2 separate regions of the Homo sapiens genome follow, and region 1 is linked to region 2. Evidence: read pairs that join two places in POLR2A ChIA-PET (ENCODE). Cell type or tissue: GM12878. All regions are shown on one strand. Links, peaks and the distances in the headings refer to the core of each region. The heading gives the core; the rest is flanking DNA. Region 1 holds the start of LOC124906273 (a long non-coding RNA gene). Region 2 has its middle 130 kb from the start of IGSF11-AS1.

Region 1 (5,383 bases), core at 247-5,246, 600 kb before region 2:
CTGAGAAACCATAAATTTAGATGAACAAATGAACATCTAAACTCCCTTCCACTTCACTCTGCCCTCTCAGTAAGTGGACCCACAGTGCATCTCTTTGCTCAAACCAGAAACCTATGAGGTGCCTTTGACGTTTCCTTCTTTCTCAGCCCTTATCTAATCCTTCAACAAGTCCTGTCCATTCTACCTTCTAAATAGTGATTGTAGCCCTTCATTTCTATCCCCATGGCCCCACACTAGTCTACACCTCCAGCTTTTCTCTCCTGGCTTACCACATACTCCCCTCCTGATGCATTCGTGCCTCCTTTCTTCAAGCCATTCTCCACACAGAATAGAATGACCCATTAAAGACAAAATTCTGAACACCTCATATGCTTTCCCATTGCCCTTAGGTTAAACCCCAAATCCCTTCCAAGAAGTCCTGGCTCCTGCATCCCCCTGAGTCTCACTTTCTCCAGCCCAGCTATCCCAGCCTTGCTCCCATTCCTTGAATGGGAATGCTCTTTTCTACCTTGGATTCATGGCACATCTTATTCTTTCTGCCTGGAGGTCTCTCCTTTCCTAGTCCACCCACTGCCCCTTTCTTCCATCTAAGTTATCTGCCTGAATATGCACTCTACAGAGAAGCTTTCCCCGACCCTTGTGGCATGCCTCCTCCCTCTGACTAGGTTGGGTCCTCTTGCTATGTGCTCCCATGCACTCCATGCTTCCATAGCACCCCAGGAATTACTTGTTCAATCTTTTCCCAACTAGGCTGTTAGCTCCAAGAAGGCAGGGATGGTTAAAGCCTTGTTCACTACAGTGATGCCAGTGCCTGGCACAAAGTTCATGTTAAATACATGTTTTGAATGAATGAATGAACTGATGCCTTTACTTGTTCCCTTGAATCCACCCGGTTCTCTTTCCAGCACTAACTTTACCTGCTTCTCAAAGCAATGCCATTCATTCCTACAGGGTCCTCCCTGTAATAATTCAATCAATCCCCATATGAATCTCTTCATCTTTCCCCTTCAACAAATGCCAATATATCTTATAGAGACCCTAGCTCAGCCATCCTGAGGCCTCCATGGCACTCCACTCTGCCCTAACTCCCAGCACATGGTTCTTTTGTGCACGTCCTGAAAATCAAGACTCTGGAAGCAAGTTCAAAGGCATCCTCCTTTCTGGTGCCCTCCTCTGGTCACAGAGCTGCCTCTCAAATGCAGGACTCCTCCTTGGGTATCCCTGGAAAACCTCCTCACACTTTCTATTGAAGGACATCCCATAAAAACCTTCTTGGAAAATTCCACCTCTAAAAAGTAGACAAGGTTTAGTCAGCTCCAGCATTGTATTTTAACTTCTCCAGAGCCCACGGAAGGAAAGAATGGATCCTGGAAATATTTATTGTTTTGGAAATAAGTGTAGACAACTGCCCATCCAGGATGTCCAGAAGAAGAAGGCTGGACTCTGTGACTGATCATGATATTTGGGACTGGGGTATGACAAGCAGGTCTTGTGCTGCTTCTGGGATTGAATGTCATTACATTCCAAAGACATGTTACTGGCTTATGGTGACCTCAGGTCAGGAATATTTAGAGTTGAGTCTGTATTAGGGAATCTGAACAGGATGTTTCCTCCCCATCACTGCAGGACTTCTGAAAAGTCCACTGCAAAACAAATCTCAGACCTTCATTACAAGTTTGTCTCTTAAAGTCCCTTTGGCAGAAACTGATTTTTCAAAAAAAAATTTTTTTTCAATTTACTTTAAATTGTACCAAGAGCCCTTGGGAAAAAATAACTCCACCTGGCTGGAGCAGGTGGAGAATGCACTTTACCATCTCATGGAGAAGCACAGCTTCGGCTCTGGCCCTGGGGCTCTCCTGCAGGGTGCTGGACTCCATCTCACCAGCCTCTCGTCCCTCCTCCACCACCTTCTCCGGATTTGGCCTCTTCTCTAATTCATTTAAATGTTGAGAGCTCAAGGAGCTTTCTGGGGTTTTCTTCTCCTCCAGGTGGGCGCCTGGCTCCTGGGACAGGCCTTTGCTGCATTCCACTGTCCCCGGTGCTTCAGGTACTGCCTTGGCATCCTCAAGACCTGCCTTCTTAGGTACAGAAGCTGCAGTGAAAATGAGAGTTATCAGTTAAAGGAGACTTCATTTCAAGAGAGACTCTTCCCAACACAGTCACTGTCCTGTCTCCTGGCCCTGTTTCAGAAGGATGGAGGGAATTCCCTCAGCTCACCGCCCCTTGCATTTACTCTTTTATCCTAGCAATGTCCTGGCCTGAGTTCCCAGAGTTACAGATTGTCAAAGAAGGAAGGGACCTCAAAGATCACCTAGTCCGGTGGTTCTCAACCAGGGACCATCTTGCTCCTACCGTTTTCTTCTTCCAGTGGACATTTGGCAATGTCTGGAGACATTTTTTTGGTTGCCACAACATTGGGGAGGGGTGAATGCTACTGGCATGTAGTGGTTAGAAGCCATGGATGCTGCTAAATATCCTCCACTGCACAGAACCTGCCCCACAACAAAGACTTATCCAGTCTAAAATGTCAGTAGTGCTGAAGTTGAGACACCGTGCTCTAGCCCAGTCTCTGACTTCTCAAATAACTAGTCAGACTTCGAGAAGTCTATCTAGGTGCCCAAGGTTACAAAAATCTATTATTCACATCTTGCTTCTTATAATTATGATTAACAGCTTCCTGTGTGACTCTTCCCAGGGGTTATCTCCTGTCAATTTGGATCTATCCAAAGTGATTAAGTTCTGTTCTTAAACATCTACGAGATCAGGAAGAAGCAGGCAGATCTCAAGTTTGGCCTCTATTGCTTTGCATGAAGGAAAGCCCCATTTCTTTGCATAAAGCTGTTTCCACACTCTGGATTAAAGACTGAGTGAGTACCCAGGACTGTGCTCGGCACATAGCAGGCCCTTAAGAAAAATTACCATTTACAGTGGTATTAAAGAAACCTGGGTTCAAATGCTAATTTCTCAATGAATCTTGTAATCTTGGTACAAAGGCATCATAAGACTTGCTTTTCAGGGCTGATGTGAGGATAAAGTAGACAATGGAGACAAAGCATATAGCAGTGTCTGGCACACAGCACAAGCTCAGAAAAGTTTGTTGGTTAAGATTGGTTAAGACCAAACCACTCATTGCCATTGTTTACACTGGTGTCTTCACTCTGAGGTGTCTCACCGCAAGGCCAGCCCAGCAACTCAGATCTAGTGACAGCATTCTGATGTCTGAACTAAAATGCTTCAGAATTCACAATAGTGGTATTTCCTTTTGCCCATCACTTTGCAGGCTTATTTCCTGAAATTCAGTTTTATCTTTGAATATGTAAAATATTTACAGAGTTCAAAAGTTAAAACTACAGGTCATTCCTTGGTATCCATGGGGCGACTGGTTCCAGGACCTCCCCCCAATACCAAAATCCATGTGTGCTCAAGTCCCTGATATAAAATGGCATACATAGTATTTGCATATAACCTATGCACATCTTTTTGTTTTCTAGGTTGCTTATATAATATGTAATATTATCTCTAGGTTGCTTATCTCTAGGTTGCTTATCTCTAGGTTGCTTGTAATATGTAATACACTGTAAATGCCATGCAAATAGCTGTTATACTGTATTGTTTAAGAAATAATGGCAAGAATAAAATCTGTACATGTTTAGTACAGATGCAATTTTTTATTCTGGAGAATTTTGATCTGTGATTGGTTCAATCCATGGATGTGGAACCTTTGACTGTCGAGGGCCCACTGTATATAAAAAGGCCCCTTCTTGCTGGCCCAGCCACATGTCTGCTACTCTACCAGTCCCCCTGCCAGGCCTTGCACTCTTCTGCTCTGGTCCTCCCTGTGGTTGGTTGCAATCTAACCCATTCTTCAAGACAAACCTAACAACACCTCTTTCAAGGCTTCCCAGACCAACCTCTCCTTGGTCACCCACCATGTGTTCATCCCTGTTGCTTCTGGTTTGTTCCACACTCCCACTGTCTCTTATAGATAACTACTTTTATTAGCTTATTGGTTTATTCTGCCAGAGTTTATTTTTGCATATGTAAACAGATACTTGCATATATTTTTGTTTCCCATCCTTAGTACACAAAATACACTATGTGATACAGATTGTTGTTTGCTTTACATTTTCTCACTTAACATATCTTGAACCAAGCCCATGCCATGTTAGTAGAGAGGGAGATCAGTCATTTTTTTTTCTTTTTTTCTTTATTTTTTTTTTCTTTCTTTCTTTTTTTTTTTCGAGATGGAGTCTTGCTCTGTCGCCCAGGCTGGAGTGCAGTGGTGCGATCTCAGCTTGCTGCAATCTCTGCCTCCTGGGTTCAAGTGATTCTCCTGCCTCAACTTCCCTAGTAGCTGGGACTACAGGTGCCTGCCACTGCACCTGTCTAATTTTTGTATTTTTTAGTAGAGACGGGGTTTCATCATGTTTGCCAGGCTGGTCTCAAACCCCTGACCTCAGGTGATCTGCCTACCCCGGCCTCCCAAAGTGCTGGGATTACAGATGTGAGCCATCGCGCCCAGCATGATCATTCTTTATGATGTGGCCTCATTTGGGTTTCCTTCAAAGCAGATCCTGAAATAGGGTCCTAGTAGCAGGTGGCTTATTTAGAAAGTGGTCCCAGGAAGAAGAAATGAGAAAGTGAGAGGGACGGAGGAAAAGTCAATAAAGAGTATTTTGTTGAGTTCATTCCCATTTTCAGCAACTGGGACTCAATCCCTGGTAACCCTAAGAAGCACTATGTAGAATGTGTCTTACAACAATCCCTCCAAACAATGAGAAGGTGTGTCATTTATCCACTGATTCCTGGCTTGTATTACTTGAGAGCTACCCCAGTTAATTCTCCATGCTTCTGGGCTGTCCCACGCAAAGGCTGAGTGAGCCAATCCCTTCATAAAATGCTCTGAGGCAGAAAACCAGAAACGCAAGGCAGACATCTGAGATAGGTGCCTTTCATGTGCACAGAAACTGTCCCCGACAGATTCGCTGGAGTTTGGGGGAATGTGGTGCAAGGCTCACAAAGCTATGGACTCTATAGAACTTCACTGTGTGGATGCACCCTAGTTATTCAACCAGACCCCTAAAGCGGGGCATTTGGGTTGTTTCCAGTCCTTTGCTATTACAAATAATGCCATGACGTGCAAACATCATTTTGTATTTATGCAACCATTTATTTAGGATAAATTCTTAGGAGTGAAACTTTTGGGTGAAAGGGTAAATGCATCCATAATTTTTAAATATATATTTTTTAACATTCTTCTAAATCTAGTAGTTGGAGGAACTTGCCAGTGTCCCTTTTTGTAGAGCTTCTTTCCATTGACCATGACCATTAATATGGACTCCTGTTTGAGGTGTGAAGGAAGGGCCCGTGCTAACCATGAGTT
Region 2 (5,383 bases), core at 132-5,131:
TAGTTCCAGTTTTAAATATAGGACAATTGTTTGTCCCAATGGAGTTGAAAATGGAACAAACACTAAAATTTGGGTCATTTCCAACTGTATTTGGGATACCTAGCAGTTTTGCTCTTGGAGGAACATGAACATTATTTTCTAAGGCAGGGATCAGCCCATAGCCTCTCCTTAAGAAATCTAGTGGCACAAAACCTGCCTAAACCTGAATAGGTATGAGGCATGGAATAATTCAAAGAGCAGATAATAAAAAAGGAAAGAAAGTGGGAATGAGAGAAAGAGAAGAGGAAGGCAGAGAAAGGACAAAGAGAGAGTGGTGCATTGTGGGGAGTGAAGACAGTCCCCGGCTGTGTTCAGATGTGCGGTAGAGGAAAGACTAGAAGCTTGGGAGTTAGGAGACCCAGGGCAGGAATCCCAGTTGTGCTGCCTGGTGACCCTGTGGCCCTAAGCAATTTACTTAACCATTCTGATGATCAGTTCCCTTAATTCTAACGTAGGGTTAATAATATCGATCTTTGCATGGTTGTAGTAAGTTTAACAGGACACAATGTCCTGGTACTAATTTGTGGGTGTGTGTGTATGTCTGTGTGCTCTTACCACACTGGTGGTCTCCCACTATGAGGAAAGCAGTAGTAGGCTTCCATTACATTGCTCAGTGGTCTGTTTCCCATTGCCAGCTGTTCTTTGTCTTATTGCCATCATAGAAAAGTAATCCTGGGAGCTGGGGTGTGGTGTGATGGCGGACTTGGGGATTACGGAAAGTCATCCCAAGGAGAATGTACAGGTGAGGCTAAACAAGATGGAGGTGAATGCCTGCCCTACCCATCTGGAGAGTGTCCCTTCAAAGGCCAGCTCTGCTGAAGCTTAAGTGAATTGCTATATGTTGTTGTCATATGCAAAGACTTCCCTTGAGAGCATCCATTCTTGTCAAAATATGCAAAATAAATAGTCCAAGGACAATAGTCTCCAGAGTCCCTTTCAAGCTAACTTTGAACACAAAATTAATACTACCTTGGGGTAATTTTTCAAACACACATGAGTAGACCTAATCATGCCGTTAGTCTCTGATATAGCTTGGACGTTTGTCTCCTCCAAATCTCATGTTGAAATGTGATCCTCAGTATTGGAGGTGGGGCCTGGTAGGAGGAGTCTGGGTCATGGAGGTGGATCCTTCATGAATGGCTTGGTGCCATCCCCTTGGTAATAAGTGAGTTCTCGTTTAATTAGTTTATGTGAGAATTGATTGTTTAAAAAGTGTGGCATTTCCCTTCTCTCTCCTGTTCCCTCTTGCTGTGTGACATGCCTGCTCCCTGTTAACCTTTCACCGTGAGCAAATGTTTTCTGAGGCCTCACCAGAAGCCAAGCAGATGCTGGTGCTGTGCTTGCATAGCCTGCAGAGCCATGAGCCAAATAAACCTCTTTTATTTATAAACTACTTGGTCTCAGGTCTTGGTCTTTATAACAATGCAAAATGGACTAATACAGTCCCCATCTCACCATTCAAACAATAAGGGTATATTGGAGGGTATTAAATATCTTGCTTAAATCAAGGCATACTATGTTTGCAATTTCCCTAAAGTTTTTTAGCTTAGTGAGTAATTCTTTTTTGCCTTTATTTTTATTTTTTATTTTTTAAATTATTTGGTCTGCAGATGAATAGCCTATTAAGTAAGTCTAACAAATACATTGTGTCTTGAATATTTTGAAATCATTTTTTATAAAGTATGCACTAAATTTTCTGAGAATTGATAAGTAATGTGTTGTTCTATAGTTTAGTAGAACCATTTTTTTCTTCCTTTTAAAAACTTAAGAGTTATTCCATATTCAGTCTTCTTATACAATGTCTGTTCTTTGTGATTTTATCATACTAACAGAGTAGCTCTGAAATACAGATGCAAATTCCTTTAGCACCTGAGATATAATGAGTCTGGGTTCTGCTACAAGCTTTTTTCCTTTTAAAATACAATAGTAATTCTTTATTAGAATAGGAATAGCACTAGATAAATTTAAATTTTGTCTAAAAAATTTGAAAGTACTTCTAGATGCATTATCTCGTGTGATCCTACAACCACTTGTGAGGTTTGTGGCACTGGTGTTATTCTCTATTTTAAAGACAAGGAAGCAGACTCAGGGAGGCTAGGTAGCTTGCTCAAAGATCCCACTGTGACCAGTTGGAAGAACCTGGTTCTGCAAACCATGGATCTCTAACTTGACTTTTGAACGTCTTGTTATAAATGTGTTTTATTGTGTGTCTGTTATTTTCAAAAGAAACTAAACTATAGATAGACAAGAATACACACATAACACCCAGACACCCAGACACCCAGACACACACACACACACACACACACACACACAGTGTTGTCCAATAGAATATTCTGTGATGACACAAATTGTTCTATGTCTGTACTATTCAATTCTGGTAGCCATTAGCCACACGTGGCTATAAAGCACTTAAAATGTGGCCAGTGTGACTGAGAAACTGATTTTTCATTTATTTAATTTTAATTGAAATATTGACAGGCTAAAGAAGCTTTTCCCCAGGAGTAAGTGGGGCAGGACTCCTCACCCAGAACTCCTTTCCCCAGGGTTAGGACAATAGCTAAGTCCACCCTCTGGGGGAAGGGAGGGAGAACAATAAAGGGGATACCCCTGACGGCCCTGAACATCCACCTGAAGGAGACTGTTTTAAACCACAAGTGATTGATTGGTGGCTTTATAGGGGCAGGCAAATGGAAATGGGGGCTCGAGAGTATGGGGAATTAAGCTCCATTTCTTCACATCTGAGTCATAATGCGCAAATTTTAAATTCACTGCATGAGCAAACCTCAGGTCCTTTGGGGCTTTTTCCCTGCTGAATTGTTCTTATAGGGTTGTGCAGTCCTGCGTATGAGTCTTTGGTTCTGTGCTCCACTGCTTTCTAATTCTGCACATCTGAAAGTGTGGTTCTCATCAAGGAATTCTCCGTATAGGCAATTGGATTCATTGAAACTGCTTAGAAAGTACAGGCTGGGCGCGGTGGCTCACGCCTGTAATCCCAGCACTTTGGGAGGCCGAGGCAGGCGGATCACGAGGTCAGGAGATTGAGACCACGGTGAAACCCCGTCTCTACTAAAAATACAAAAAATTAGCCGGGCGTGGTGGCGGGCACCTGTAGTCCCAGCTACTCGGGAGGCTGAGGCAGGAGAATGGCGTGAACCCGGGAGGCTGAGCTTGCAGTGAGCCGAGATCGCGCCACTGCACTCCAGCCTAGGCGACAGAGCCAGACTCCGTCTCCACACACAAAAAAGAAAGTACAGAAGGCTTTCTGACCACCCCCATCAGCATCCCCCAGCCAGGGGTCCTACAAGGAAGCAGATGTGGTGTGAAGAACATGGGCTCTGGCACCAGGCTGCCTAGGTTCACATTCCTGCTGTGCCATTTATTAGCTGCATGACCTTGGGCAAGCACTGAAGGGCTCTGTGCCTCCATTTCCTCATCTGTAAAATGGAGGTGATTAATAATAGTGCCCACCTCATAGGGTGAATATATTTAATAGTACCCAGCACAGTGACTACCATATCAGTATTTATTGTTAATATGGTTGTTTTAGGTTCAGCTCCACTTTGGTCTCAAGGGCCAATTATGTTTCCAGGAAAGGCAGGGAGATTTAAGGAACACTATCTTTTCTTTCAGCAGCTGTACAATGAGAGCTTTACTCCAAGTCCTGGCCTACACAGCAGGGTGCTTACCTAGTTCCTGGAGTCTTATCCCGGGTGCTCAGACACCATGAGGCAGCCTCTAGCTGCAGTGAGTCTTTTTCAGGCCTGACCCCTGTCTGACTGCTGGTGGCCCATGCCAAACTCTTATGATGCTCACAACACCTGCATACACTTCTGCTGTCGAATTCTAAAAGCTTGGTCCACTGCCCCACTCTGGTGGGTTTGTCCATTTCCTAGGTTCCAACATCTTGGTTGTCTGCTCCCTCTGGCCTCTCAGCATGTTTCCTTTTTATTTTAAACAGGCATTATTTTGGGGGTCTCCAATGTACCAGACACTGTACTAAATGCTGGAGATACAGATTTTCATAATTTTTGGAGTCTCCAAAAATGGTTGCTAATTTGTACTCTAAAGGATGAAATACTGAGTGTCACCACTCCCTTGACGGCTACTTTACCTTTAGAGAGACATACCTCAATAGCCATAGGTGGGAAGGAAAAGGGAAGCTAAAATTCAAAGAGCTGACATCACCAGGACTTCTATCTCTTATTTCACATTTGTCCTGCTTCCTGACTCCATCCACCTACCCTTTGCAAAGGATGGTGTGTGGTCAGGATGAGATGAATGGAATCCCGAATCTTATCTACAGCAATCCACCAAAATGGGAATAGTATGGTGTAGTGGAACTCCCAAATTTTGAAATGTGTATGTAACTCTCCAGTTTTGAAATGTGTATGTAAAATCTTGAATTTATACATTAGATCCTTGTTTCAGATCTACGACTCTGCTTGTTTGTGGTCTAATCAGTTATTCAATAAAAATTTACAGAGAGAATCATGAAGACACACACCCACAAACATGCCTTTTTGGCTTATTTGCTTTTTTAAATATAAGCAGTTTAACCTGGGCATTATTTACCAGGTACTGTCTTTGAGGAAAGAGATGTAGGTTCGAAAAATTTATTGGCTCTGGAAGTTCAGTCCCCGCTGGAGGAACCCAAGAGGGCAGTGGTGAAAACTTCAAGGTTGGGAGATGATTGTGGATGAAGGAAAATGTAAACTCTAGTGGATATTTACACTACTAAGAAATGCCAGTACTTGGAACAGAGCAGAGAAACAAACAGAAGGGGTAAGAACAAAAGGAAAAAAAACCAACCCTGCTTGTTAATATGTATATTTTACATGGCATCTTTGAAGATGAAGCTACCGCTTACATTGCTTTACTCCAATTCACTGAGTTTTACAAGACCACAGGGGGACGTGTTCCAGTTTGAACAAGCTGAAAATGTCTTAAAGCTGACAGAATAATGAGTATTTTTTCTTTGTTTAATATTTTTGATCCAGATCGGATAACTGTGGTTTCTGTCATTTCTATCCAACATGCCTTTTGCTATTTTTCAGCTGTGTTTCTTTGACTTACTAGAACATTTAATTTCTTGCATGTATAAAAAGAAAGCCAAATAAAAGTAATTATTTCAAGTTATTATTAAACAATTTCCAAAATCATGCATTGAATATTTGATTCTCGGGCTAGCTAGTTAATGTTAAAACTGATGGTTCTGATGGAATATTTTTTCTCTTTCTTTTTCACTTTGTTCTAGCTGTATTTCTATTCTTGATTTGAAGATTAAACTGTCACTGATATTTGGTCTTCCACACCTGGATAGTCAGAAGGGGACAGAGGGAAA

Evidence for each region. Peaks named below come from ENCODE experiments on the same cell type or tissue, not always from the same donor. Only the 100,000 strongest peaks of a DNase experiment are listed, where the experiment ranks them.
Region 1: POLR2A ChIA-PET joins it to region 2 with 5 read pairs; 1 of 35 experiments calls an interaction of 5 or more read pairs at or near these places.

The regions. Positions count from the first base shown.
Region 1 is chr3:119,406,205-119,411,587 of GRCh38, reverse strand. ARHGAP31 (Rho GTPase activating protein 31) reads right to left here. Exons shown (of 12, transcript NM_020754.4): 11 at 1,812-2,092. LOC124906273 (a long non-coding RNA gene) reads left to right here and starts at 2,061. Exons shown (of 2, transcript XR_007096027.1): 1 at 2,061-5,383. In GM12878, for the core only: no CTCF peak of the experiment used is centred there; a DNase peak (open chromatin) is centred at 2,888; H3K27ac peaks cover 792 bases.
Region 2 is chr3:118,811,048-118,816,430 of GRCh38, reverse strand. No RefSeq gene overlaps it. Among named protein-coding and RNA genes, the nearest start is that of IGSF11-AS1, 130 kb to the left of the region's middle. RefSeq lists an enhancer at 2,682-2,741. In GM12878, for the core only: no CTCF peak of the experiment used is centred there; a DNase peak (open chromatin) is centred at 2,820; H3K27ac peaks cover 247 bases.